Regions from separate parts of the Mus musculus genome. Here regions 1 and 3 are each linked to region 2. A link is a loop called in an ENCODE intact Hi-C map of the cell type or tissue named here. Cell type or tissue: heart. All regions are shown on one strand. Links, peaks and the distances in the headings refer to the core of each region. The heading gives the core; the rest is flanking DNA.

Region 1 (9,865 bases), core at 583-8,582, 420 kb after region 2:
GATTTAGAATCTCCATGGAAACACACCTCTGGATGGGTCTATAAGGCTTTTTCCAGAGACTGAAGAGGGAAAGCCCGCTTTGAGTGTGGGTGGCACCACAGCCACAGGCTTGCCTCTTAGCATGACTCTAAAGGAGGAGGCAACCTGAGAACTTCTGTTTCCTCTGCTCCCCAGCTAATCCCAGAGAGTGGTTATCAGCCTCCATGCCTTTCCCACCATGATGGATTTGACCCTCAGACTGTGAGGCAGGGGAGACCCTTCTTCCACTAAGTTCCTTGTGTTGGGTACTTTATCTTAGCAATGAGAAACACACTTACTAAGTTGGGAATCTGACATACGTGGAGTTCTAAGGGCTGTTACACATTAGCATGTTAAGTAACTTCTAGATCCAGATTATAAAACTGAAATAATACCAAGTTAGTTTTGAAGCCACCATTTGTTGGGCATTTACAATGCACTGGGAGAGCACCATACTAAATGGTTTTTTCTCTGTATATTATCGTTTGTACTGTTCATATAGTCACTTCAGCCCTTGCTGCGCTGTAATATCCCCATTGTAGAGACAGGCCAGCTACAGCTCAGACACATCAGGTAATGTGCTCTGCTTTGTCAGTTTAGGAAGGCCAGTGTTGGCTCCCGGCCTAGACTGCTCAGTTACAGTTGGTGTGGGGACCGATGAGCTAATGCAGACAGAGTGCCAAGCACAGAACCTAGCTCCAGCTAACACCAGTTCCTCTCTCCATGACACTTTTACATTTGTAAATTGTGACAAAACAAACCAGTTCAGTCTCAAAAAGAAAAAGAGAAAAAAAGAAAGAAAGAAGGAAAGAAAGAAAGAAAGAAAGAAAGAAAGAAAGAAAGAAAGAGAGAGAGAAAGAAAGAAAACAATAAAAATAACAAGTGTCCCTATTCTGAAAGAGATGACTGTAGCAACCATTAGGGACAGGCCAAAAGGCTAGCTCCCTCAGAGAAATGGGGGAGGAGCACAGCCAGGGCTGTGTGTCCCATATATTACAAGACTTTCTCAGGACTTCACCAGTAAAGATGTAGATGTCTAATGAGAAATGAATGAATGAATATATGAACCAACTATCCTGTATTAAGTGGACCCCAAATGGACTCTGGGATTTTTGTTGGTGATGGTTGGTTTTGGTACTGGAGATTGAACTGGGGGCCTTGCACATCCTAGGCACATGCTCTCCTACTAAGCTACACATCCCCAGTACCTGATGGCTACCCTGCTTTGTTCTCAAAAGTGCTTTAAATATGTGGTTCCCTGCTGAGTATGATGTTAAGGTGGCTGTGCCTGTAATCCCAGCACTCGGGGAGGATGAAGGAGGAGCCTGGGGAACATAATGAGACCCTGTTTTAAAAAAAAAAAAAAAAAAAAGAGTAGTCTCTGCCCTGGAGAAACTTCTAGAAAAACACAATGTGATTTAGGGATATAGCTCAGCAGACACACAAGCCTACAGCCTGAGCTCAATCCATGGATCCTAGGTGAGAAGCCAGATGCAGTGGCCCACATCTAAGCCTAGCACTCCTAAGGAAAGATGGGAGTCCACAAGAGGATCAGGCCAACTAGCCTGGAGTACATTACACAGAGGAGACAAGAGCTATCTCAACAAGACAGAAGACAAGGACTTCCTCTGATATCTCTCTCTCTCTCTCTCTCTCTCTCTCTCTCTCTCTCTCTCTCTGACACATGCACACACCACCACCCCACTAATATATACATAGTGTGTAGTATGCACACACATGTGCCTGTGTGTGTGTGTACAAGAGAAATCCCTGTTTATTTCGATCTTCATACTCTTTATTTTACCAAAGTACCCAATGTAACCCTGACTTTAGGGGATGCTCCCAAGCACAGACATCTGGAAGAACTGAAGGGCTCGAAAGACACCAAGCTGCCAGCTAGAGCCCAGTGATAGAGCACGCGCTTTATCCCAAGAACCAGAATTCCGTTCCCAACACCAACAAAAATAAAAGTCTGCGTTTAGTGTTCTACTTCTAGCTTTGCCAACTTTGCCAGTGTGCCCCTTGGTGAATGACTTCCCCCTCGGGGCTCTGGATCTCTTTAAATCAGGTGTGGGGATGAGGGGTGGGCAGCGGGGACTAGGTCCTATGGGGAAAGAAAGGCAATTGAGCACACTGGTGCCTCCTTCCCTGTAAACACGCAGGGGCAGGCCAGAGGAAGCTGAGAAGGGAGGGAATGCAGTACGTGAATACCTGTGTGGTCTACTTGTGCTGTCAATCTGGAGAGTGGACTCGAAGAGGTCGATGATGGGCTTAAGGGGCCACAGCAAAAGCCTGCTCAAGCAAACTTGTGTAATTTGCTGTGTTGTGAAAGAGAAGACTCCAGAGCCCTAAGATCTTGGTGGCCTCCTCAAATTTGAGCCCCCTTAATGAACATACCAACACTCCCTTCAGAGGGCCCATCCTAGACAAACTGTTGGTGTCCGCGGAATATTGTGTGCATTAGCTTAGTGGGGCCTCCAGACAGGGCCCCATCTCAAGCTACCTCTAAAACTGTGACAGGGTGGGCGCTGTCTGGTGGAGGAGTTTGAGCTGAATGGGCAGAGGTATCCACGTTCAAATGCCTCCTGGCTTCCGGCCAAGCAGCTGGCAGGTTCATCCCTCTCCCCAGGGTCCTCATAAACACCACTTCCGGACCTCCTGTCTCCATGTGGGCTCTTCCTGCCGGGATTTCTATTCTCATGCCTGCCCTTTCTCTGCAGAGCTTTCTCCCGCTCGTCGCGAGCCTTATTTCGCTCTCTTCTTCTCCCTATGTGATTCTGCTCCCCTCCTTCCCTCCACCCTTGACTTCTCTCCCTAGCTATCTCTCAAGAGTCCTGGAATGGGTCTCCCTCGCCATCTCCCATGCCGGCTATATCTCCCCCTGCCATAGCTCTCACCCCTGCACCTCATTCTTTGTATTCCTCTCGCACTCCCGGTCTCCCCAGCATCTCTCCTCCCCCGCCTGGCTCTGGCCTCCCCCTGCCTCCCCATCTTAAGACTCCTCCCCCTAGCTCCTCTCCCCTCCCCTCCCTCCACCTCACTCCACTCCCTGCCTGCATGCCACGGTTTCTTTCCACCGTGGGGGTCTCTGAGCCTTCCATTCTCCTCTCCGCCTGCCTTCTCCCTCACCTCAGGGGTAGCGAACCCCCTTTTTTTCTGCCTGAGCATCCTCGCACCACCCCCACTGCCACTGACTCTCTCCCCACCCTCTCCTCTCCGCTTCTCTCTGCCCCTTTAAATCTGCCTGGCCCAGCCTCCCCCTTGATGCTGGGTTTGGAGCAAACATTGATTTGTGCTGGGATGGAATTGGAATTTTGATTTTTTTTTTCCTCTCCCAACCATAAGAAGAAAAAAATAAAAACACCCCTTCTTGATAGCCCCCTCCCCTTTCCCATCCAGCCCCCAGCTCCTCTTCGCTGTCTCCGTTCAAGACAGATTTTTTTCCCCCTACACTTATTCTCATCCCCTCCACCCTGCCACTACCTCACCCCCCACACTAGCCTGCACCTTCAGCCGAGGAAAAGGGACTCTCCCATAGCTCCCCCACCTTCCTTCTCTGGGTTGTAGCAGTCTCTCCGGAAGGGAAGGGGGCTTGGCTTGTCCTGGTGAGGTGTGAGTGGAGGGACCCTGCCATGGAAACTGCGCCTGGGAGGCAGCCTGAGCCCCAGCACACATGGTGAGTAACCTGTCCCCTCCCTTTCGCCAGTCTGCCCATCCCTACCCTCATCCCCCACCCCACCCCCAACATCCCCATTCTACCATCGGCCCACCTGGGGCCGGCTTTCTAGCTAGCTACATTTTTACCCCCTTGCCTCCCCCGCACCCGGGTTTGCTAGCGGAGCCAAAGAATCCAGGCAGAGGGGTCCAAATCGCCAGGAAAGCAGGTGTCGGAAGACCCTGCCCTGGCCCCTCCCAGGTCCCCCACCTCCAACTGCCATCCACGCTCCACACTCTGGGGTTCTGGGTTGGAAAAGTAGGACTCGGGATCAGCGCTGGGACCCCAAGTCCCGGGAGGCGCCCTCTACAAGTTGGGAGGGATGGGAAAGCCCCCTTGCCCTCACCGCTTGGGAGCTGCTAAAAGATGCTGCCTAGGGGGGATGGGAGGAGGGCTGGAGGGCGGTGCTGATGCCCTAAAGCTACCGGCAGGGGAGCGGCTGGCAAAGAAGGGGACCTCGCTTTCCACTTGCCTCGCTCTCCACTTGCACCCCTCTTTCTCCGCAGCCACTCAGGATGAGGGTCCGGCCCTGCCTGCCCGCGCTGGGGCCCCTCCGCCCAGCCCCGGTCTAACTGCCCCCGCCCCCAAGCCTCGCCCGGCCCCCAGGCCCCCAGCCGGCTCTCCAGCCCCATGATGCGCTGAGCTGCCGGGGGGCTGAGGCCGCGCCAACTACATGCATGTCCCCCGGGGGCAAGTTCGACTTTGACGACGGGGGCTGCTACGTGGGGGGCTGGGAGGCGGGGCGGGCACATGGCTACGGCGTGTGCACCGGGCCCGGCGCCCAGGGAGAGTACAGCGGCTGCTGGGCTCACGGCTTCGAGTCGCTGGGTGTCTTCACGGGGCCCGGCGGACACAGTTACCAGGGCCACTGGCAGCAGGGCAAGCGCGAAGGGCTGGGCGTGGAGCGCAAGAGCCGCTGGACCTACCGCGGCGAGTGGCTGGGCGGGCTGAAGGGGCGCAGCGGCGTATGGGAGAGCGTGTCCGGCCTGCGCTACGCCGGGCTCTGGAAGGACGGCTTCCAGGACGGCTACGGCACCGAGACCTACTCGGATGGAGGTGCGGGGCCCGGCCCACTACTGTCTGCCCGTCCGCGTGCGCCTCCCGTCGGCCTGGGGCGCGTGTGCTTCCCCAGCCTTCCGCCTTCCACGCCCTGCTATTCCCATCCTCCATCCTCCTTCCCCAGCCATATGCGTGCGGTGCGCCAGCCTTCTGTTTCCAGTATTGCCGTCCGTCCCTCACACCATCCCCCAGCTCAGGACCCCAACCTCCATCTTCCTGCCTCTCCCACCACCACAACCACCACCACCATACTCATAACAAACTCATTTGACAGTTTTTCTTCCTGCTTCTCTCTCATTCCAACCTGCCTGCCCTTTCCACCTGCCTGACCCCTCGCCACTTAACCTGTAATCTTCAAGTCAGCTTGTAGCCTGCTGTCCTGCTTGCCTGTCACGTGCCTTTTTTACACACTGCCACCTGTCAGCTTGAGCATCACGGTCTCTGAGCCACCTGTCCTTCATATACTCCAGCCTGCCCGTTTCTCTGCCTTTCCCCAGTCCACTGACATTGCCAAAATCCACGTGTTTATGCTACTCTAGTTGTTTTCATCTGCTCTTCCACACCTTCCAACGAAGCCTGGCCTGTTCTTTCCCAGACCTCCGCACTCCCTGCTTCCACCTGTCACTTGAGCTTCCAAGGGCTTTGGGGCTACGAATTAGTGGGTTTGGGAGCCCACTGAAATGTTCTGACTCTTTCACTCCTATACACCCACAGGCACTTACCAAGGCCAGTGGCAAGCCGGGAAACGCCACGGCTACGGGGTGCGCCAAAGTGTACCCTACCACCAGGCGGCGCTTCTGCGCTCACCCCGCCGCACCTCCCTGGACTCCGGCCACAGCGACCCCCCGACGCCGCCTCCACCCCTACCCCTACCAGGAGATGAAGGAGGCAGCCCAGCCTCCGGCTCCCGAGGCGGCTTCGTGCTGGCGGGGCCAGGGGACGCCGACGGGGCGTCTTCCCGTAAGCGCACCCCAGCAGCAGGTGGATTCTTCCGCCGTTCACTGCTGCTCAGCGGGCTCCGGGCTGGTGGGCGCCGCAGCTCCCTGGGCAGCAAGAGGGGATCTCTACGCAGCGAGGTGAGCAGCGAAGTGGGCAGTACAGGACCCCCGGGCTCCGAGGCCAGCGGGCCCCCAATCCCAGCTCCACCTGCCCTCATCGAGGGCTCAGCCACTGAGGTGTACGCCGGTGAGTGGCGTGCGGACCGGCGCAGTGGCTATGGAGTGAGCCAGAGATCCAACGGGCTGCGCTACGAAGGCGAGTGGCTGGGCAACCGACGCCACGGATACGGGCGCACCACCCGGCCCGATGGCTCCCGTGAGGAGGGCAAGTACAAGCGTAACCGGCTGGTACACGGGGGACGTGTCCGCAGCCTCCTGCCTCTGGCCCTTAGACGGGGCAAAGTCAAGGAGAAAGTGGACAGGGCTGTCGAAGGTGCCCGTCGAGCTGTGAGTGCTGCCCGCCAGCGCCAGGAAATTGCGGCTGCCAGGTGGGCATCTGGTGCACAGATCCAACTTGGGTTGAGAGGAGAGGTTCCTCTGGGTACTAACCACACTTAAGAGAGAACCAAGACCCAAGCTCTACAGCCTATTGGGGAAACATGAGCAGGCCTGTGTCCAGATAGTTGTAGCCCTAGGACTGAGGGTGTTTAAAACTGAGGCTATAGGTGGGTGTGGGTGTAACCGTGGGTGGCTGAGTGTTGGGGCGGGGGGCGGGGTAGTAAGACAATGCCACAGTCTATTGTGTGAATATGTGCACCTATAGACTCCTTGGTGCGTGACTGGCACAGTGAACGCTGCTTTGTACAGGCCCTGAAACCTCTTGGTTGCCCTGGTCTTCTTGCTTAGCTCATTCAGCCTTCAGGCCTCAGACTACTAGCTTCCATCCTGGACAAAACACTATAGACCTTTCCTCACTAGTTTCCAGCCTGACTTTATTTCAGCCTTGGCTGTAGTCTATTTCTAGCTTTTGAGGAGGTCTGGTTTTTACAGCTGAAATCTATTCTCTACCCACTTTGCCTGCTCTGGCTTCTTTTACTCAGATCTGAAGGGAGGAGTCTTGCCTCTAAAGAAGATTTGTCTTTCAGTAAATAAGATTACATTTCCACGCATCAGAGTCTTGTTAGCTAAAGCAGTAAAGTCCAGAAAGACTACAAGACAGGTGTGGGGCCCGGCGCGGTGGCACACGCCTTTAATCCCAGCATTCAGGAGGCAGAGGCAAGCAGATCTCTTGAGTTCGAGGCCAGCCTAGTCTTCAGGGCTACTTTCAAGATAGCAAGGACTACACAGAGAAACCCTGTATCAGGAAAAAAATTTAAGTAACAAGTAAAATGATTTTTAATAACATATTATTATTTAAGCCATATTTCCAAAATTTTTATCCTTTCAAACAGCAATGTAATTTGCATTCCTTCTGGATTCTTTAAAATGTTGCATGTAGTTTTTTCACTTATATCATTTCTGGTTGAGAGCAGCCACATTTTAAGTGCGTAATAGTTCTGTGAGATAGCACAGATCTAAAAATAGCCAAAATTGGTTTGGAATGAGAGTCAAGGACCCTTGCTTTATGGAATTCACACATTTGAATGTTTACGTATTGTGCTCTTTAGTGAGGTAATGAGGGTTGAGGGTACTTCAGAGGGCATGAGGATAGGCCTAAATATGAGTCAAGAACTTGCACGATGGGCAAGTTGTTGTATACGTGCCCATGTGTGAATATGCTTAAGTATGACCATGTCAAATCCTGAGTAGATGACTGGGCCAGAGAATGTGTCTGTAGTTGTGTCTGGCTGTATGGATCCTAGAATCTAGGCCTTAAGCCAGGGCAGAGGGAGATCAGAGCATCATGGAACGTTTTGGGCTAGATAGGGTGGAGGCATGTGCAGGGGGTGGGGGGAATACTGATCTCACTAACTAGAAGATCAGGCAGTGGGAAGAAGATGCTGGCTGGTCTCCCCAGCAACAGGCTTGGCAACCCTGATTGGCTGTTGGCTGCCATGGAAACAGCAGAGCCTCAGCAGCAGGTGCATCCACCAGGTAGCTTGAGTCCAGCCTGATGCCTGAGCACATACCAAATCTACTGCTTAGACTTAATAATCCACATCCTCAATGTCTAAAGCCACAGGCTTTTGTGGCCATCAACAGAACTCAGTGCAACCGAAGAGTGAAGCTCAGATCTGTTCAGAACCCAGCTCAATTCCAGGTCAGGGTTAGTCATAAACGTTATAAAAACCCTTAGTACAACAGGGTTATCTGATGTCCCGCCAAGTAAGCTTTAAAGCACTTAACACACCAGCTATGAAGGAAGAGGGCTGTCCATATGTCCAAGGTATACAATAGGAAGTTCACCAAAAATTACAGTGGATCTCACCAACCACCAGTTACAAACTGCCTTTCTTAAATGGATTTAAAAAAAAAAAAAAGCCCATGTCCAAAAGGAGCCATGAGTCTTAATCCAGTCAGACCATAGCAAATGCACCTGATTGTTTCTGCTCCTTTGTGCCTGACTTCAGTCTGGATTATAAAAGCAATTGGATGATTCTAAACCACCTAATAGCAGAGGGTGTTGAAACGGGAGGAGGATTGAGGAAGCATCTGAAAAAAAAAAGAACTGAGAAACGGTAATGGAGCAAGGACAAGCATCCTTTAAAGTGAACTGAGCACAGGGAGCAGGCTAGGAAAAAAAGCGGGGCACAGAAGGAGGCTGAGGCTCTACACAGGTGTAATGTGAGAAGCTAACATCTACACTGGGTGTCAGGGCATGCACTGGTAGGGAAGGGAATCATATGGAGAGAGAGAGACAGAGAGAGAGCCAGAGAGAGAGACAGAGAGAGAGAGAGAGGAGAGAGCACTTCTCTTATTCCAGCTCTAAGCTGGACATAGCAGCTCGCCTTTAGCCCCAACACTTGGAAAATAGAGGCAAAAAAAAAAAAAAGGAGTCTTGGCTACATAGTGCGTTTGAAGCCAGTCTAGTCTATGTGAGTTTGAGAAAGAGGGACTTGTAGATCTCAGAGATGTGTTGGAGTTGGGGGAGGCAGGGACAGGAACAGAGGAGAAGAATGTGATAACAGAAGCCAAACAAAAGCAAGATGAAAACTTTTCCTTCCAGGAAATCTAGACTGGTCTAAGTGGAATGAAATAACCAGGGCTTGCAGTGGGGAGTGGATGACACAGAGGAATGGATGGTTGAAGAAGGTGGTTGTGGTGGGTGCTGCTAGAACAGGATAAGGTACTGACTGGATGGTGTCTCACATCCCCCAGGAAGGAGTTTGACACTCCCCAGCGGGCCGGAGGGGTTGGTAGAAGTCAGAGGTGCTAAGGCAGTAACAGGGCTGCCAGGGAGTTGCCGAGAAAGCAACAGCTCAGTAAACAGAAACAGTGGAACACAGCATCAGTGGAACACAGAGTTGGGAGGGGAGCGGGCCCTGCCGCTGGAAGAAGTGTTACTACCGGGACATAAGGGTGGAACAGTGTGAGAGCAAGGGGGTGGAGGGGTGACAGTGTACAGCCCTGGACTAAGTGAAGAACCCAGCCCTGAAGGATGACAACAGCTGGCTTTGTGCAGAGGGATGAGGACCCCAGAGGTAGCTCAAACCAGTCAAATGTGATGTAGTGGGACTGGGTAAGGGGCTGGCACATCAGAGCATGAGTAAATTGATGTGGGGGAAGGTCGGCCAAGACCCTGTTCCTGGGACCCAACAGGGCAGCAGACGCCCTCCTAAAAGCAGTGGCAGCCAGCAGCGTCGCGGAGAAGGCTGTGGAGGCTGCGCGGATGGCCAAGCTGATAGCCCAGGATCTACAACCCATGTTAGAGGCCCCAGGTGAGGTGTGGGTATCCTGTGGGAGGGGCAAGTTCCCAGCGAAGCTGGAGAGGCTCACGGGATGGGGTTGGGGGCATGGAGATCTGGAGGTTGGGGGGGGAAAAACAAGGGTGGAGGGTGTCTTGGAGGTAGAACCAAGGATGTATGAGGCAGGGTAATGGAAGGTTGGAGGTATCCAGAACCCTGGACAGTGCTAATCCTAGCGCTGCAGCCTCTCTGGCTCCTGGCCCCCACTGATTCCTAGCTGTTCCCGCCCA
Region 2 (9,865 bases), core at 716-8,715:
TTGTGTGGCCCCAGGGGGTGGGGGCACAGCAAGGTAGGTCTCTTTGTGTGTTTTTCTGCACATGACAGTTTCCCTGAGAAATTAATTTTAAATGCATGATCCTGAAAGCTTTGATCCCCAGGTATTGGCTCCAGTTGTCTTATGGGAAGCACAGCTTCTCCCAGCCCCACCCCAATTCTCCTGCACGCCCCTGAGAGGGACCTTCTCTCTATCCTTCATAGACCACTCTCACATGGATTAACCAAGTAAACTGCGAAGAAGAGATAAGGAGTCAGTTTAGACTCTTTTACATCCTAGACCATGGAGAGAGGGGTATACGGAGAAGAGGCCCGGTTGTATGGGGGGTGGGGCAGGGGGAGCCAGCCAGGACAAGCCTGGGGTCCAGGACCTACTGGGGGAAGCCGGCCAAGTTAAAAAGGCAGTCTGCCCTCCTCCCATCTTGCTTGCTTCCTTCCTTCTCTCCCTCCCTGTCTCCCTCCCCCCCTAGTCCCCAGAGGCTTCACTGGGCTTCGTGCCAGGTTCCGTTCTGTTCTCAGGGAGGCTGCAAGTGATGTTTACCTTCTACCGTCTTTAGGGAGCTTTGAGCTCGGGTCCCCGGGGCCTCAAACCCTATGGCCTCAAGGCCTTAATGGTTACTCACACACTGAAAGCTGGACTAGGAGCCCTTGGTCTGAAAGAATTACATCTGCTAAGTAGAGCATTTGCAGAGATAGGGCTCAGGAAGGCAAAGGAGAAGGGGGAGGAGGTTGCGAGTGGCAGCTAGAACAGCACACAAGCCGCAGGGAGGGACAGAAGAGCACAGAGGCTGGCTAGGAAACCTGGCATGGCTGGGGATGGGAATGCGGAGGGGGGGGGGGATGCACCACCGTGAGACCCACACTGATTAATAGCCACCCTGCCAGTCTCTTCCTAGGATGGGAAACAAGCGGAGGAAGCCCGGAAGGTGGAGCGCGGAGTGGGCCCCGGGCTATGGGTCACTCACCGCAGGCCGGGGAGGTACATAGCAGCCATGGCACCTGGACTGGCGCTGCGGGATGGCCACAGGAACGAGCGCAGTCGGGGAGACAAGGAAGGCGGGGAAGGAAGGAGCATAGCAAAGCCAGAGGGAGTTGAGGTTGGGCGGGAGGCGCTTAAAAAGGAGGCGGGCAGTCCCCGGGGCGGAACCTAGCTGGTTCTCTCGCCCTTCTGTAGGCCGGCTCACTAGCCCGGGCTCAAGGCCCCGGGCTGGGTGAAGCCTCCGCCCCACAGTCATCACATCCTCAAGCCATTGGAGGCCGGAGTTCAATTTGGGATCCGCCCACTCGGCCAGCCACGCTGTAAGATACTGATGTAACTTTGAAGGCTGTTGCTCCTTAGAGAAAGCAACCAAGAGATGTCGAATGCAAAACAAGTTAAGAGTGAGGGATGAGACCAGGGCTGGGGAGCCCAGGATAACAAGATGCCTAAACCCTCAAGGTCTAGGTTTGCTTTTCCAGAGCACTCCTAGCCTCAGGCTTTTCTTTTCCAGGGTCCCAGATGCTAACTAAGCTCTCCTTAGTCCTCAAATAATAACAAAACCAAACTATTGTCCGTGCCCAGCTTCTTATCAAGGGAGTTTCCTCTAGCACCATGGAATTGGTGGGGTGTTTCAGGCTTACAGACATATCCTTGGTCCTCTAATGCCCTCCCCCACCTAATCCCAAAGAGAGTCCTTGTGTAATTTCTCAACATTTCATTCCAACTTGAGACCATTGGGTATTCAAATGCTGTACCAACCCAAACTCAACGCATCCATGATGCTCAGAATCCTCTTTCTGGTTGCAGCACTGTGACTTTCTTTGGAGAACCATCAGATCATGTGGGTCTGACCTTGCTTCTCTTAGGGCCAGTTTGTGTGGCCCACACCCTGGCCACAGCAATCAGGATGTTCAGAGACGGGGGCATGGGATCCCTGTCTGAGACCTTTTCTAACCTTTGGACATGAGCTCCTTTTTTTGCTGGATTGCTGAGTCTGTAGAGTCTAAGTTGGGTTCTGTTGGGTGTCAGCTTGATAATGCAAAGCACCAACCTGCCTGAGGCAGAGGCAGAGCAGTGAGACAAAGATCAATAGATGTCCCCTAACCACCCCAGTGGTCTTTATTAAGACTGTCTGAGGGCTTCTTTAAAAACCCCTTCTTCTTTTGGGGGTTAGGATGGAAACTGTGAGCAGAGATGCTCAGTGCTGTGGAGCCTGAGTTATGGCAGGGTCTCCCTAAACAGCCAAGGGCTCTCTTCCTCTCCTACTCTTGCTGGGGTAGGTGGTCCAGAGTTTCTTATTCTTTGGAGGCCATGTGGACCTTAGAGGACTGTGTGGACCTAAATGGTCCACTGCTCTGTTGCTGTAGCCAAATTATCTGTCATACCTGGATATGAGCTTGATAAAGTGGTTATTGAGAGCAATGCTAGTACCACTATCAAAGGTAGAATGGATGTTGCTGTTAAAGTCTCAAGAGGCAACTGGTCCCTATATCAGCCCAGGATGCTTCAATGCCTGCCTCATCATCATCTCCTCCTCCTCCTCCTCCTCCTCCTCCTCCTCCTCCTCCTTCTTTTTCTGAGACAGGGTTTCTCTGTGTAGCCCTGGCTGTCCTAGAACTCACTTTGTAGACCAGGCTGGCCTCAAACTCAGAAATCCGCCTGTCTCTGCCTCCCTAGTGCTGGGATTAAAGGCATGTGCCACCACACCCGGTGCCTCATCACCTTCTTATATCTGCATGTCTGTATTTACTTTTGAATCACAGTCTCCCTATGTAGTCTGGCTGTCCTGGAACTCACTATGTAGACAAAACTGGCATTGAATGCAGAATCTGCTTCCCAAGTGCTAGTTTTAAAGGTATGTGTCACCACACCTCTTGGCATCTCCCAGATGGCAGTTTTCTCTGGGCAGCATGTCAGATCCAGGACGCACAGTGGAAGTAGGGACAGAGAAGGTCATGTTAGTGAACTTACTGTTCAGCTCAGGCATGACCTTTGCCCACAGCTTTGGCTGTACCAGGAATGAAGGGATGTTTTGGGTAGCCCATGGCCATCACAGCACAGCTTTTCGGTGTGTGTGTGTGTGTGTGTGTGTGTGTGTGTGTGTGTGTGTGCGCGCGCGCGCGTGCGCACACGCGCATCTGTGTGTGATCCAAGGTCTTCTAGAGGACAGTAGTCATAAATCCCTTGATGGATGACCTTGGGCCAGGGATTGCTAAGCAGACTGTGGAACAGGGGGCATTGATGACAAACTTGAATGAGATGTTGTACCTCTCCTGGTCCATACCCATCACAAACAGAAAGGGCAGAGATGATGTCCCTTTGGGTCCATCCTCCCAGTCACCCCACCTTTCCTCACAACAGTGAAGACCCCACAGCATACTTGACACCAGCATCCACCCAGCTAATGTTGGAGAGATCAAATTCCTGGAAGATTAAAGACAAATTTCCCACGTGCATCCCAGACTGTACTGTGGAACTTGTCATGGGTGTATAATCATACTGGAACACGTAGACTAATAGTTGAGGCCAATGAATGGGTTGTTGGTGGCATCTGTATCTCCTGTACTAAGAGTTGAAGGCAGCCTTGGTGACCTTGCGCCAACACAACCAAATCCATTCTTTTTAATGTTTACTATCATGTCTCAGATATTAGACTGGCACTTCTTGGAGGAGATGTGGCTGGTTTTGGAAATAGGTGAAGCAGAAAGCCTATATTCTTGTTACAAGAACGAATCCATTATTATTTTACTTAAGCTTATTTTAAGTGGATCCTGCCACTTTCAAAACAAATAATCTTGATTTTTAGTCTCAGAGTTTTGTGCATAAACAGAGATGGCCTCTAAGGGTGGTCTATAGCTGGTCTCCAGTGCTTCCCATCCCCATTACCTTTGTGTCTATAGACCTGTACTACCCTACCCCACACCCTATCCTATAATCCTTGCATCAAAACTGTCCACATTCACCTTGCCTTCCCCATCTTATTCCTTGCCTACACTGTAGGTAGGCCTCAGGGTGTTCACAGTGGTGTCAGAATGGCTGCCTCTTTGAAGGTCATCATCTTGTTCAAAATCTTGCTCCAGCTCTTGGGATTCCCTGTCTCGGGGAATGGTACCATCATCTACCAAGTTTGCCCCAAGGAATATCTCAGTCAGACTAAAGGATTGTTTTTCTAATTTTTCATAGCTATTTAGACACCAGGACCTTTAGAATGGTTCTACCCAATTAGCCACACTTTAGCACAGGGCTTATCTTGTACCTGGCTTTATGTGATAGCTTCCAAGGCCCTTGGACTGCGTCTTTCAACACCCCATCTGTCTTTGTGTACAGCATCAATTTGCATAGAGAAAAGAATTGATATTTATGGTATGGATAGCAGGTGCTAGGTTCTGTGCTAGCAGCTTGTGTACAAGTCTCAGTCTGCAGTGACTTTATCTTGCAGATGTAGACATTGAAGGTTAAATCATTTGCTCAGAGTGGCAAATCTGGTTGGCTGGAGAAAGGGATCTTGGCTCCAGGTCTTTCTGACTCTAATTATCCAGGTTTTTTCCTTCCCTGCAATTCTATTATATACTATTTCATTGGTTTATTGTGAGCTGCTAGACCCTATCTCAAAAAACAAATGGGGGAAAAAGGAAGGACCCAAAGAATCTTAGACTAGGCTTAAAGTCCCTAATCTGGCCCCTAGCGATCTGAGTGATCACCTCCGCCTCCCTCCTGGCCTTCCTGCCATTTCTCTGCTTTAGAGAGAAGAATCTAAGCAAACCAAGTCTCGATTTAAACTGCCCCCTACCAGTGTCCTCTCACGATAGTCACCTGACAAATGACGATTGTGTGAAAGAGTGATCCCACATTCTTTTACCTTTTGGGGACGGTTTCTCTCTATATAGCCATGGCTGGCCTGGATTTGCTGTGTAGAACAGACTAGCCTTGCCCGCTGTGTGCTGGAATTTATGTATGTATGCATGCAGCACCACACCCAGCAAGACCTGCACTTCTTCAGTTCTTTCTCACAACTTCCTTCCTAGCTTCAGGGAGACAGAGCAAGGACATGCTGTAAGGGTTTCTTCCACTATTGTTGCCTGTTCCACTCTTCTTCAGCTTGCTCCCCAATCCCCTGCCTGCACCTCAACTGTGGTCGGCTTCCCCAGCAACTTCAGCCTGTGCCACAGCTGGCACTGTGTCCAAGCAGTACCACCAGGGGGCAGGGTGTGACCTGCAATGTCCTGCTCTGTGGTTTGTTTTGTTTGTTTGTTTGTTTTCTCCTTCTTAGGGACAATCATGGTTTATCCCCTGGATGTCTCACAGATTTGCTAGAGTTGGAACAGTCCCAATTTATCTAAGAGAGATACTTGAAAACATTATAGTAGCTGGGTATGGTGGCACACGCCTTTAATCCTAGGATTTCAGACTTAGAGGTAGGCAGATCTCTGTGCATTCAAGGCTAGCATGGGCTACAAAGTTCCAGGACAGCTGAGGCTACACAGAGAAACCCTGTTTCAAAAACCCTCCCATCCAGAGAGAGAGAGAGAGAGAGAGAGAGAGAGAGAGAGAGAGAGAGAGAGAGGAGAGAGAGAGAGAGAGAGAGAGAGAGAGGAGAGAGAGAGAAAATGAACCATTACTTAGTAAGTATTCAAGTTCCATATATATCTGCATTTTTCGTACACATACATATCTATGATAAAATTGGATATATAAATATTTATAGTAATTGATTGACTGATAATAAAGCAAGCAGGGACTGGAATGATGGTCAAAGTGCCAAGCAAACACGAGAAGCTGAATTTGGATTCCCAGCCCCCGGGTGAAAAGCTGGGTTTGGTGGCAGGCATCCTTTTTTTTTTTTTTTTAAATGTATTTATTTATTACATGTAAGTCCACTGTAGCTGTCTTCAGACACTCCAGAAGAGGGTGCCAGATCTCATTACGGATGGTTGTGAGTCACCATGTGGTTGCTGGGATTTGAACTCAGGACCTTCGGGAAGAGCAGTCAGTACTCTTAACCCCTGAGCCATCTCACCAGCCCTGTGGCAGGCATCTTTAATCCCAGTGCTGAGAGCAGAGACCAGAAGCTTCCCTGTTTACTGGCCGGCAGGTCTCACCAATTTATGAATTCCAGGCTCAGTGAGAGACCCTTTCTCAAAAAATAAGGTGGAGAGCAGTAGAGGAAGATACCTATGCTGACCTCTGGACTTGTGCCCACGCGTGCACACACACACGCACACACACCACACACATTCAAGTCTGGGCTGTATGGCACATGACTGTAATCTGAGTTCTGAGTGTGGGGGAAACAAAGATAAAGAGATAAAGGCTCTCTGGAACTTGCTGGACAGTCAGTCTAGATGAATTTGTGAGTCTCAGGTTCAGGGAGAGAGACCTTGTCTTAAGACATAAGGTGAGCCATTAGGTAAAACATTTAACCCTGATCTCTGGCCTCCATGTGCATACATGAAGGTGTATGGACCTGTATATACACATACACACATGTGAACATGTGCATACATATGTTACATATACCCACTAAAACAAATAGGTTTAAGATAATAAGAGAGTGGGGCTGGAGATCTGGTTCTTCTAGAGGTCCTGAGTTCAATTCCCAGAAACCACATGGGGCTCATAACCATCTATAATGAGATCTGGTGCCTTCTTCTGGTGTGTACACATAATGTAGACAGAATATGGTGTATATTTAGTAAATAAATAAATCTTTAAAAAAAAAAAGAAAAGAGGGGCTGGAGAGATGGCTCAGCGGTTAAGAGCACTGACTGCTCTTCCACAGGTCCTGAGTTCCATTCCCAGCAACCACATGGTGGCTCACAACCATCTGTAATGGGATCTGATGCTCTCTTCTGGGGTGTCTGAAGACAGCTACAGTGTTCTTATATACATAAAATAAATAAATCTTTAAAAAAAGAAAAGAAAAAAATAATAAGAGAGCCGGCCTTATTTGGGAATTTCACATCATGCGCCCTGACCCCATCCACCTCTGAGTTCTCCCAGGTTTGTCCCTGACCCCTGGGCCTTCCCCCCAAAAAGAGAAGAAACAAACAAACAAACAAAAAAAACAAAAAGAAAAAAAACATGTCCAGATTTGTGTTGCCCATATACTTACTGGAACACGGTCAAACTGCCTGTGGCCAGCCCCCTAATGAAAACTGAGCTGGGCAGTGGTGGCACATGCCTTTAATCCCAGCACTTGGGAGGCAGAGGCAGGTGGATTTCTGAGTTCGAGGCCAGCCTGGTCTACAAAGTGAGTTCCAGGACAGCCAGGGCTACACAGAGAAACCCTGTCTCGAAAAAAGAAAAGAAAACTGAGTCCTTCCCCACCGGCCTCCCAGCCAAGCCCCCATTTCCCTTCAGAAATGGGCAGTTCTCCAGGATGTCAACCAAACATGGCATATCAAGTTACAATAAGACTAGGTGCCTCCCCTCATATGAGGCAACCCTGGGGGAGGGAAGGGTCCCCAAAGCAGGCAAAAGAGTCAGGGACAGCTCCCACTTCTACTGTTAGGAGTCCCACAAGAAGGCCAAGCTACACAACTGTAACATGCAGAGGGCCTAGGTCAGACCCAGGCAGGTTGTCTGGCTGTGGGTTCAGTCTCTGTGACTCCCTGTGAGTTCAGGTTAGTTGGTTCTGTGGGTGTCCTTGACCCCTCTGGCTTCTACAACCCTTTCCCCTCTTCCAGAGTTTTTGCCAAGCTCTGACTGACTGCTTTATGATGGCTTTCTTTTTAGGCTGTTACTTTTGGTGGGGTTGGGGGTTGTCACAAAAGCCTTCTGTGTCCCTCCTTCTTAACTGTTTGTCTGTAGTCATCGATACCCCTGCAAAATAGCTTTCTCGCCCTTCACAGTCAGCGGGAACACAGATCCTGGCAATAGCTTGGACCATGCGCAGACATCCACATGATCTCCAGTGTCAGCACATGACAAGGACCTCCACCGGGACCCTGGTGACATCACGGACCACGGACATCAACACAGCCCTTTGCCAAAGCACCAGCCACGGACACCAACACGGCTTCAGGTGGCAGCACAGCCCGCAGACAACAACATGGCTTCAGGCAAGGTACAGACCATGGACATCTGTATGATCTTAGGAGGTAACATGGACTCTAGACATCAACCTGGCTCCCAGGACATCAGGACCACAGACCCAAACATGGCCCTTGGTAACAGCATGGATCACGGACATCCACATGGCACTAGGGCTTCATCATGGCCTGGGGCATCAGTACAGATCTTTGATGCCAGCATGGCCTCTGGGGGAAGTTCAGACCATGGAGGTCTTTCAAAGAGTTCCACTTTAGGAAATGAAGTATTTTTCATCGTAGACTTCCTGTTCAGAGCCAGGGCGCTGAGTCTGTGCAAGCTCCAGGCTGCTGCATAGCACACTGCCAACTCTACTGGGCAATTCCTCCATTGTTCTCAGCCTTCTCTCACACCTGTCGCAGCTGTCTCGCCTCTAGTTCCTCCATCTTTCCTGCCTCTCCATCACATACTCGTTCATCGTGGTGGTATGGGAAGCTGCAGTGTGTCACACAATATATTTTTTTCCCAACAGCTTTATATGTGTATTAGTCAGGGTTCTCTAGAGTCACAGAACTTATGGACAGTCTCTAGATAGTAAAGGAATTTATTGATGACTTACAGTCGGCAGCCCAATTCCCAACAATGGTTCAGTCGCAGCTGTGAATGGAAGTCCAAGGATCTAGCAGTTACTCAGTCTCATGCAGCAAGCAGGCGAAGGAGCAAGAGCAAGAGCTAGACTCCCTTCTTCCAATGTCCTTATATTGTCTCCAGCAGAAGGTGTAGCCCAGATTAAAGGTGTGTTCCTTAAACTCGGAGATTCAATCTTCTGGAATTCATAGCCACTGTGGCTCAAGATCTTCAAACCAAGATCCAGATAAGGATCTCCAAGCCTCCAGATAAGGGTCACTGGTGAGCCTTCCAATTCCGGATTGTAGTTCATTCCAAATATTGTCAAGTTGACAACCAGGAATAGCCACTACAATATGCAAATATTCTTTGTAATGAGTCATTGGTTTGGTTCAAGGTTTCTGGTTTCTGATACACCATCAGTGTGGATCCATGCTCTTGGATGTCCTGCTATTGCCCAGAGCCCAGTGGTCCTGCAGCTCCGGATCTGCAGGGTTAGCTTCTTCACTAGCTCCAGCAGCTTGTGGTAGGAGTGAAGGTTGGAATGGATCGACCCAAAGCACTGGATCTTGGCCTAGATGGTAGCTGAGTTGGTCAGCCCAAGCCTCAGGCAGATGGCAGGGCCTGCCTGTGGCACATGCTTTTAATCCTAGCATTCATGAGGCAGAGGCAGATGGATGGTCACTGTGAGTTCTAGGCCAACATGATCTACATAGTGAGTTCTCAAACAAACAAACAAACAAACAAACAAACAGAATAAGAGAATAATTATGACAGCATACCATGATGAAAGCTGCTTTCTTTTATTGAATGGAACAATGTGTCTTTTATTCTTGAGGCAGGGTCCCTATGTATCACTGGCTGGCCTAGAACTCACTATGTAGACAAGGTTGGTCTCAAATGTACAGAGATCTGTCTGCCTCTGACTTCCTATTGCTGGGATTCATGGCATGTGTCACCATGCCTAGCCTTCTAGTTGCTTTCAGAGTCTTTTTTTTTTAAAAGATTAGTTATTTATTATATGTAAGTACACTGTAGCTGCCTTCAGACACTCCATAAGAGGGAGTCAGATCTCATTACAGATGGTTGTGAGCCACCATATGGTTGCTGGGATTTGAACTCAGGACCTTCGTAAGAGCAGTCAGTGCTCTTAACTGCTGAGCCATCTCTCCAGCCCTGCTTTCAGAGTCTTATTGTAGCCTTCTTTCTATGG
Region 3 (9,865 bases), core at 692-8,691, 380 kb after region 2:
TGTCTGGAAATTTCATTGTGTCTGTGATCTTCAGTCTTTTATACTGGTGATATAAAAATGGTATAATAATTGTCTGAGTTAACTAAAGATTTTTTTCTTTTTATATTCTTAGCCTAAAATATTCCCATCACTTTTTTTAAATCTGTGATCTGCCCCTTCAGGAAAACATTCATTATCTCCTTATAAAATAAGTACAGAATGTTCTATAAAAACTAAATTTAAGGGCTGGAGAGATGGCTCAGGGGTTAAGAGAGCTGGCTATTGCTCCAGAAGTCCTGAGTTCAATTCCCACCAAACACATGGTGGCTCACAACCATCTGTAATGGGATCTGATTTCCTTTTCTGGGTGTGTGTGAAGATAGTTCACTCATATACAAATAAATACTTTTTTAAACTAATTTTAAAAATTACATGACCCACTTTTATTAAAGAAAGATAAATGTGATTATAATGGATGTTTTATACATATTAGCTAAAAATTCAAAATTGTTTATAAAGTCTTTTCACAGTAAACGCCCAGAAGATAAAGAAAAGTAGGTGGTTTAGTTAATTGGAAAAAGGTCTCATCCAAGACTCCTTCCAGCCTAGAGAAAAGGGACGGGACACAGGCACACACACAGGCGTGTGTGTATGTGTGTGTGTGTGTGTGTGTGTGTGGTGTGTCACAGTAAGCTGACTGTAAAGGTTGCGTTATGTATGTAGGCATATATATGATATTTAATTGATATTTATTTTTTAAGGCTAAAAATTCCAGAGAGAAGGAGCAAGATGCTCCACAGGAGGGGTTGGAAGGAAGAAGGGAGAGGAGGAAATGATGTAATTACATTTTAATATTTAAAAAATTTTAAAACTTAGGGCTAGAGACATGGTTCAGTGGTTATGACCACTGGCTGCTCTTCCAGAGGTCCTGAGTTCAATTCCCAGCAACCACATGGTGGCTCACAACCATCTGTAATGAGATCCAATGTCCTCTTCTGGTGTGTCTGAAGACAGCTACAGTGTACTCACATACATAAAATAAATAAATCTTTTTTAAAAAAATTTAAATTCTAATTTTAAGTAGGAAAAAACCCTTATTTTTAATTTTCCAAATGGTAGTGCTGGGCATGATGGTGCACGCCTTTGATCTCAGCATTCTCAGGGCAGAGGCAGGTAGATCTCCATGAGTTTGAGCCCAGCCTGGTCTACAAAGTGAATTCTAAGACACCCAGAGCTACAGAGTGAGACCCTGTCAAAAAAAAAAAATCCAAAAGAACTCCATCTGGGTGGTACTTCTATTTCAAATTCAAATATTTAAAGTTTTTTAAAAATATTATTTATTTAATGTGTATGAGGACACTGTAGCTGCCTTCAGACACATCAGAAGAGGGCATCAGATTCCATTGCAGATGGTTGTGAGCCACCATTTGGTTGCTGGGAATTGAACTCAGGACCTCTGGAAGAGCAGTCAGTGCTTTTAACTGCTGAGCCATCTCTCTTGCCCATATTTAAAGTTTTAAACAAAGACTTTCCTAATAAGGGAAAATATGAATTGGGTCCAACCAGTTGTATCACTATGTTACTGTGATATTAAGCTACAACTAAATTAAATGTTCTAAGAAGTCCCACAATATTCCCAAACTTCTAACAGACTTACAGTAACTACCTCCATGGGTTAACTCTTCCTAACCAACTTTAAAATACCTTCTTCTAGGGCTGGAAAGGTGGCTCAGTGGTTAAGGGCAGTGACTGCTCTTCCAGAGGTTCTGAGGTCAATTCCTAGCAACCATGTGGTAGCTCACAACCATCTGTAATGGGACCTGATGCCTGTGTGTCTAACAACAATGACTGAGTGACCACGTATATAAAATAAATAAGCTTAAAAGAAGATAAGTGCTTTTTCCTTCATCTGCTACTTTGATTTATTTAGGCCATACTGTGTTCTTGCTTATTTTAAGTGTCACCCTCCTATTACATGTGACATGCAATGTTATTTCATATACAGAGGACACAAGATAAAAACCAGACCCAATCACAATGACTCAGCCTTGGCTTGATCCGTGGGTTCCTCCCTTAATGAGGTGCCCACTGGTTCTCTCCACTGATGACTGATTCCCGGCCTGTTCGGCCTCATCTGTCTGAGATCCTGGGATTAAGTTTCCCTGGCAGAAGAGAACATGAGATGCTCTTTGCCACACACACACACACACACACACACACACACACACACACACACACACACACACACAAACTGTGGTGTTTGGCCAGCAGGGGAACTAGAAAGTTCCCAGAATGAAAGCTACCCGGGTCCTGAGAACTTAGGTGATGGACATCAGCAACTGCAGAGAGCAGTGCAGGTCCGCAGCCGAGACTCTCGCAGACTGTCTCAGCTACTTAAAATAGTCAATCATTGTCCATGCCATTGTGTGACATCACAGCCCTGTGACAGGAACTCCGGTGCCAGAAGAGTCCTCTGCAGTTTGCCTCAGATGACTGAAAACCAATAAAATATCTGAAACTTCTCTCCCGATGACTCCTCAACCAATCAGAGAAGCGAAGTTCACCCAGATGCTCCGAGACACCCTGCTCTGAGGGGCAGTTCTTTCAAGGCAGCGTATCTAGATTATTCGTGAGAGCCTGTTTACTCTCCCGGGACGAAACCATTCTTTTATGTGCCAGGCTCACTTTAGCAGTCTCCCTACGCCTTTCACCATCAGGGGTGTCCTAAACATTTTCCTTTTGATCCTTCTATTCCCTTCTGAATTATAACATTTCAACACCCCATTGCTTATGACCTGGCCAATTAAGCTATTTCCCTCCTAAATATCACCCACCATTGCTTGCTATGTGCCTCCAACTAGATGAAGAAGTCACATTCAGCCAGCATTTGGGAAAACATATAGAAGCAGCCTTTCCAATCTTCTGCCAGCCAATGGTTATTGGCCTAGGAGACTTAGAACAGCATCGAACTTGTCCAGTCACAAATTGGGCACAAGTGAGACTTCGCTCACCCCTGGATGCTTACTGTGCAAATATTTAACCTGGGTAAAATGACAAATTCCTTCCTGTATATACAGTAAAGAGGCTCTGGATGGAAAAACAAACCCACCTGACTGCCAGCCCTGGCCAATCCATCTTTTTAGGGGAGACATCATCAATTATTTGGAATTAACCACAGAACATCTTTAGCAGCCCCACTGGAAAAGCATCTTTACTCTCTGATGCCTCCCAACAGCCTTCTATAACCTAGCTTATAACTACTGAGTTATCAAAAATATCCTGAAGGGGCTAGAGAGGTGACTCAGTGGTTAAGGGCACTGATTGCTCTTGAGGAGGTACCTGGGTTCAAATCCCAGCACTCACATGGCAGCTCAAAACTCTAACTCCAAGATTTGACACTCTGACACAGACATACATGCAGGCAAAAAAAAAAAAAAAATGCACATAAAATAAAGGTAAATAAATTTTTTAAAGTTCCTTAAGGAGCAAAAACACTTAAATCGTGGTCTTAAGAGCACCCCTTCTTCTGATAAAGACTGTTCTTTGACTCCTCTTTGCTTCCATTCCATTATTCCCAATAAACAAACAGTTCATCTCTCCCAGAACTCAACAAACCCAGTTCCAACACTCTTACGACATGTGGACAATATCCGTCTGATACGTAAACCCAGAGACCAGCACCTGACTATGGGGGACTGACCCAGTGACACCCCAGCACCTGACTATGGGGGGACTGACCCAGTGACACCCCAGCTCAACAGGAGCAGACTGATGTTGATGCCCATCAGTGATGGACTCCCATCTCATTTCTATTAAAGCCATCCTCTGTTTCTTTTCTTATAATGGCAAGGGTTGGGCCTATTTAGGACACTGCTCCAACCACAGCCCCCTGTTGTGTGTGCCCATTCCCCAACACCCACCTCTGATACTGCTACAAAAAGCTGACAGACAGAATCCTCCCCACCTCCACTACCCAGAAACCAGATACAACCTGACAACATACATAGGTCACATATTAACTAAGCCTGCTTCCTCGTGATGTCTGGGTTCTTCCCTCTACTTTGTCTGATTGAACTGAACGTCCCTCTTGCTTTGGACCCCCATTGTACTCTCTGGGACGTTAATAACCCTCTTAGTAAAGCTCCCGTGTGAAGGGTTATCTTGTCTCCACACCTCTCTCAAACCTCTTTCCCTCTCCCTTCTCTGACACCCGACTGGAGTCAGGGTTAGTCCTTTTCTGATGTACCCTCACAGACCTACTTCAAGGTGTGTCTTTCTTAGTTGATTCTAGATCCTAGCAAGATGGAATCTAGGCCATGATATTAGCCACCAATGGAATGCAAACCAAGACAAACATAGAGACCATTTCACTCAAGTCAGAATGGCCTTCACTAAGGAAATGGCAAGTGCTGTTGAGAATGGGGAGGGTGTGGGGGGCACTTCCACAGTGCACAGTGGGTAGGAACATAAACTAGCCCTCCCATAGTGGAAATCAGGAGGTGATATTTCCTTAAACTAAAGAGAGAGCACTCCTGCACAGATGGCAGTTAGACCGACCGTAGCTGAGTGGTCAGCCCGAGGACTCGGTGTCAGTAAGTCACAAAGACAGTAAGCACACCCATGTCTGCGACATCACTACAGCCAAGTTATGGACCATCAGCCAAGGGGTAGATAAAGAAAATGCAGTGCGTGTGCACAGTGGAATTACACTTGGTTGCAAAGAATGAAATATTTGCAGGAAAGAGAGGATGTGGCTGCATTTCTGTTTAAGTGAACTGAACTGGTCTCAGAAAAAAAATCGTGTTTTCTTTTTCCTTTTCTTTTTCTTTTTTCAGTTTCTCAGGACAGGTCTCTGTGTAGTGCTGGTTATCCTGGAACTCAATTTTGAGTTGAGGCTGGCCTCAAATTCAGATTTCCCTCTGCCTCTTCGTCCCAAGTGCTGGGATCAATGGGAGCCACCACACCCAGCTCTACTATCTTTTCTTTCATTTGAGGACCCTAGATTTTCATACAGACACATAAAATCGTACATGTATACATAAAAATGAAGTAGGGACAGAAGAGCCCAGGAGAAAATGGGGCAGCAGAATGTGGAGAGGGGAGGAAAGACAGGCGGCAACAAATGGGCTAACGTGGTCAGAGTACAGTATTTAGAATACTTGTAAGAAAATACCTTTGCGGGGCTGGTGAGATGGCTCAGTGGGTAAGAGCACCCGACTGTTCTTCCAAAGGTCCGAAGTTCAAATCCCAGCAACCACATGGTGGCTCACAACCACCCATAACGAGATCTGATGCCCTCTTCTGGTGCGTCTGAAGACATCTACAGTGTACTTACATATAATAAATAAATAAATAAATAAATAAATAAATAAATAAATAAATCTTTAAAAAAAAAAAAAAGAAAAGAAAATACCTTTGCAAAAGCCAGCACTGTGAGTGATGATCCACACCAATAAACAGTCTGTGATCCAATGGGTCAGGTGGTGCAAACCTGTAGCCTGAGCTACTGGGGTGGCCAAGGCAGGAGGACTACGAGTTCACAGCTGGCATGGGTAATTTAGTAAGGCACTGTCTCAAAATTAAGTCAGGGATGGGAGGTGGGCTCTGAAGGCAGGAAACCTGGGGCTACAACTCAGTGGTAAGACATCTAAGAACCACAACAAACAAAAAAGGAAATGGTATGAGACTGCAGTCTGGCCTGCTGGACAGCACCAGGGCTGTACTCAAGAGATACCTGCTCTCACCCTCATCAATCAGACTGTTGAAACAATACACTCCACAAAATTGGAATCTCCCAATGGCCCAGGCTGGGGATGGAGGGGCAAGGCCTGAGGGCAATTGGAAGAGGAGATGGTCTCCCAGGAAAGATTTGTCCGACATCCTTTCAGGAGAGGCTGGACTGAGACAAGAGTAGTGGGTGAGCTGTACAGGATTGACCCTCTAATTCTGCTGCCTGGACCTTACCCTCCTGTAGGATGCTGAAGAAGGACTGGTGGGAGCTTGCTAAATAGAGTTCTTTGTTCTTCTCCCTAGTGTGGCCTCACTGAATAAAGCTACTTTTCTGCCTTTCACTATTCATCTGCTTTGTCTAATTGGCTTACCGAAGGTTAGTGGGCCAGCCTGACTTGTTAGAGCCCCCAAGCTTATTACAGCTCCTACATCCTGACACTCAGCAGACCAAGGAAATTTTCCCCACCAGCAATCTCTGAGCTCTTTGATGGTGCCAGATACTGGGCAGTGCATATTTATTTTTATGTGTGTGGGTGCTTTGCCTGCATGTATGTTTGTGTACCACTTGTGTGCCTGGTGCCTGGGGAGACAAGAAAAGGGCACCAGATCCCATAAAACTGGAGATACAGACAGTTGTGAGCTGCCACATGGGTGCTGGGACCCAAGCCAGGGTCCTCTAGCAGAGTGTCATGGGGGGATTTCTGAAGTAAGCATTCTACACCCATGAAGGAAGAAGGAAAGAGATGTCGGGTGGGCCAAAGACAGGACAGTTCCAGGAAGGCCTGGGTCACGGCTCCGTTTGCGTTCTCTTGATTTATTGCTGTAAAACTACAAGGTGAGGAGGCCGGGCGAGCCAGTGGGACTTTCAGATGCTTACGTGGCAGTCCGCAGGTTGCTAAGGGCAACGACCCGTGATCTCAGCCATTTCTCCAGGTCATTCTGTTCCAGGTATCGGGTGAAGTCATCTTGGCAACAGGCAGTGCAAACAGTGCTTTTTAAGTAAGTCACTAAATAAATCAATGAATCAGCGTCTAACGATTGGTCTTTTCCACCTCATTCCACTTTAAGAGCAGCCAGTTGGCTAAGCCATCTTGCCAACCTTATTGATTTTGTGTGACAGGAACTATGTAGCTCTGGCTAACCTAGAACTCACAGAAATCAGCCCGCCTCAGCCTCCCAGACTGGGCAGTTGATATCAAGACGCTTCCTTCACTGGGCACCAGGCCCACTCTGACCCCTCCCCCACCACGGAGCATCACGAAGCAAGCGAGGGTTCTGAGCAACAACAAAAAGGATTGCACTAGTGCCTCCTTGCTTCCCACTTGGCAAGGTGTGCCAGAGGGGCCGTGGGCTCTCTGCGGTGTGGGCTCTTGGGGTTATGGGCTCTCGGAGGGCGGGGGCGGGGGGGGGGGATGCGGGGCTGTACAACCATGTCTAACACGGAACTTGGCAGGAAGTACATCTCACCTCAAACTTAAGGTTGTGAGAAATGTTGTTGGGTGTTTTGTTTTGTTTTCTACCAAAAGCCCTTATTTCCTGAACTTACCTTCCTCTTTTTGTTGATTAACCCAACTTCCAACTTGGTCCCCCTGCCTCCTCTGAGGGCTAGGATTAGAGGTGTTGTGCTATCCACACCCTACTACTTAATGATCATAATTAACTGTGTGTAGTCAAAAAGTAAAAAACAACAGAAACCCCCATTCAGTTCTAGACAAAGGGTAAATCTACAATCATTTGGGAAAATGGCTCGTCACTTATAGACGGTAAAAATAGACCTCTGGATGCAAAGGGATTGCATCATGCCCAGCAAAAAGAAGCAGTGCTTGTGTGACAAACCCCTGTGTCTTCACAGCCACATTCTCCGTCAGAGCCCTGCAGGAAAGACAGATGCAAGTGCTCATTAGTGATAAGAGAAATAAGTCAGTTTTGTTACATGTGTACAGTGAAATATTACATAGCGGTGAAAAATTAATGCTCAGAAGATATACTGCACAACAACAACAAAAAAACCCATCTCTTGAAAAGATAGCCAGTGAAGGAAACCTAATTCAAAATGCAAATGTAATTGTACAAGTTTGCCAAACAGACAAAGCAATTCTGTCATGTCATAATGCAAACACATGTTAGAACTCAGGAAGCACGTGGCCGTGACTACTCCAGAGGTTGGGGGGGGGGTGCTTCTGGGGTAAGTGAGAGGCAGGGTTAGGAGGATGAAACCTGAAAGAACAGAGTTTTCAAAGTTCATGGTAAACTTCAAAACTCAAGCAGGTCAAGACGGATTCAAACACTAAACTTCCCGCATCCCTTCCCAGGGTCAAATCTGTAGCCAAGCGTGTCGGCTCATGTCGAGATCCCCACACTTAGAGGCTGCGACCGGCAGAGCATCTCAAGTTTAAGACCAGCATGACCCCGTCTCAGTTAAAAGATAAAGCCACTTGCCACTGTCTCAAGGACTTCCACAGAAATATGATAGGGGTCTTGGAGGGGTTTTTTTGTGGGTTTTATTTTTTTGTCTTGTTTTTCTGTTTTTTAAATAAGGTCTTACTATGTGGTTTTGGCTGGCCTGGAACTCATGATGTAGAGCTCACAGAAATCTACCTGACTTGAATTAAAGTCATGTCCAGCCACACCCAGAAGGACTTCTTTTTATATATAATTCGCTTCGATAGTTTGCAATCGTTTTCATGTTTATTGATGAACTGAATTTGTCCTTTGACATTTTCTTACCGGTGTGCAGTGCATTCTCCTTACTCTCACCCACCTTATATTTTTCCCACTTTCTCCTTCCCACCACACTCCCCTGTCCCACATTCATGACTCCTTGTTTGCTTTGTCACCCGCTGGTTTTAACCAGGACCCTCTGTGTGTCCACAGGCTTGGAATTGTCCACTGTGGCCTGCTGGGTCTACGGTTTGGTTCTCTGAGGGCAATGACTTTCCCTCTGCTAGAATCATCAGGGATGGTGTCCTAGCAGCCCCCAGGTGACCCATGACTGGCTGTCAACAAGCCTCAGCCTATGCAGACACCGGGCAGGCCACCACAGCTGCTGTGAGATCCTGTTTACAATGGCTGTGTCATGTTCTAAAGATACCATTTTATATCTCTCCTACTTATCTCCCTGGCTCTTAAATTCCTTATATTCTCTCTTCCACAATATTCCCTGAGCCTTAGACAGGGCGGTACCCACTTGGGGGGAAGCACTCAGTCATCGTGGAACTGCAATGGATCTCTGCATTCACTACCCTCCACAGAAAAAAGAAAGAAAGAAAAAAGTCTCTCTCGAATGAAACTGGCACTGTCTGTATGTATAAACATGAATCTTTAGACTGCAGTTTGGTGTTGTGTGTCAGTTTAAATAAAAGTACTCATGAGGACCCAGAGGCAGTTTGAATATACTTGGCTCATAAAAAGTGGCACTATTGGGAGGCATGGCCTTGTTGGAGTGGGTGTGGCCTTAGAGGAGGAAGTTCATGGCTGTAGGGGTGGGCTTTGAGGTCCTATGCTCAAGATCTGCCCAGTATGGAAAAGAGTATCCTTCTGGCTGCCTTCAGATCAAAATATAGAACTTTTATCTCCTTCTCCTGAACCATGTCTGCCTGCAGGCTGCCATGCTTCCTGCCATGATGATAGTGGACTGTACCTCTGAAATTGTAAGCCAGCCCCAATTAAATGTTGTCCTTTATAAACCTTGCCTTGGTCATGGTGTCTCTTCAGAGCAATAAAACCCTAACTCAGACAATCCCCAGAGGTCTATAGCCTCGTTTTGTTTAGGCTTTTTTAGTTTTTTCTTTTTTCTTTTTTTTTTTTTTTTAATTAGGATTATGTCTCAGTGCCAGGGATATCTCCTTATGAGTTGTTAGTCAGAGAGGCCCCAGAGGCCCCGAAAACACTATAGACTATTGCCAATACTCTCGGTTGTCATTAGGAACTAGATGGTAGGACCTTATTGTTGCCTGAGCGTGGTGACACAGGCCTTTAAACCCAGTGCTTGAGAGGCAGAAGTGGGCAGATTTCTGTGAGTTTGAGGCTGGGCTGGTCTACTGAGTAAGTTCCATGCCAGCTGGTCTAAGCGTGCCTCCTAGGAAAACCCCGTCGTTAATTTAAAACACCCCTACTGCTGAAGACACTTCCACACCTTTGCTGCAAGATAGAAAGA

The links. Hi-C counts contacts between places; a loop is a spot of excess contacts. Peaks named below come from ENCODE experiments on the same cell type or tissue, not always from the same donor. Only the 100,000 strongest peaks of a DNase experiment are listed, where the experiment ranks them.
Region 1: it touches region 2 in a loop (2.4-fold over the local background); 3 of 42 quality-filtered maps call a loop at or near these places.
Region 3: a loop joins it to region 2, with 2.2 times the contacts of the local background. A loop is called at or near these places in 6 of 42 quality-filtered maps.

Annotation. Positions count from the first base shown.
Region 1 is chr14:55,109,820-55,119,684 of GRCm38, reverse strand. It overlaps Jph4 (junctophilin 4), which reads left to right and starts at 2,750. Exons shown (of 6, transcript NM_177049.5): 1 at 2,750-3,694; 2 at 4,240-4,789; 3 at 5,507-6,278; 4 at 9,490-9,608. The coding sequence starts at 4,411. In heart, for the core only: CTCF peaks have their summits at 4,140, 4,821 and 5,575 (motif pointing right); DNase peaks (open chromatin) are centred at 4,594 and 5,754; H3K4me3 peaks cover 3,346 bases; H3K27ac peaks cover 1,437 bases; H3K27me3 peaks cover 7,011 bases.
Region 2 is chr14:55,531,631-55,541,495 of GRCm38, reverse strand. It overlaps Pck2 (phosphoenolpyruvate carboxykinase 2 (mitochondrial)), which reads right to left and starts at 1,230. Exons shown (of 10, transcript NM_028994.3): 1 at 983-1,230. The coding sequence starts at 1,011. In heart, for the core only: a CTCF peak has its summit at 5,188 (motif pointing right); a DNase peak (open chromatin) is centred at 1,165; H3K4me3 peaks cover 1,062 bases; H3K27ac peaks cover 1,357 bases.
Region 3 is chr14:55,150,052-55,159,916 of GRCm38, reverse strand. It overlaps Gm46455 (a long non-coding RNA gene), which reads right to left and starts at 5,183. Exons shown (of 5, transcript XR_001781265.2): 1 at 5,153-5,183. In heart, for the core only: no CTCF peak of the experiment used is centred there; no DNase peak of the experiment used is centred there.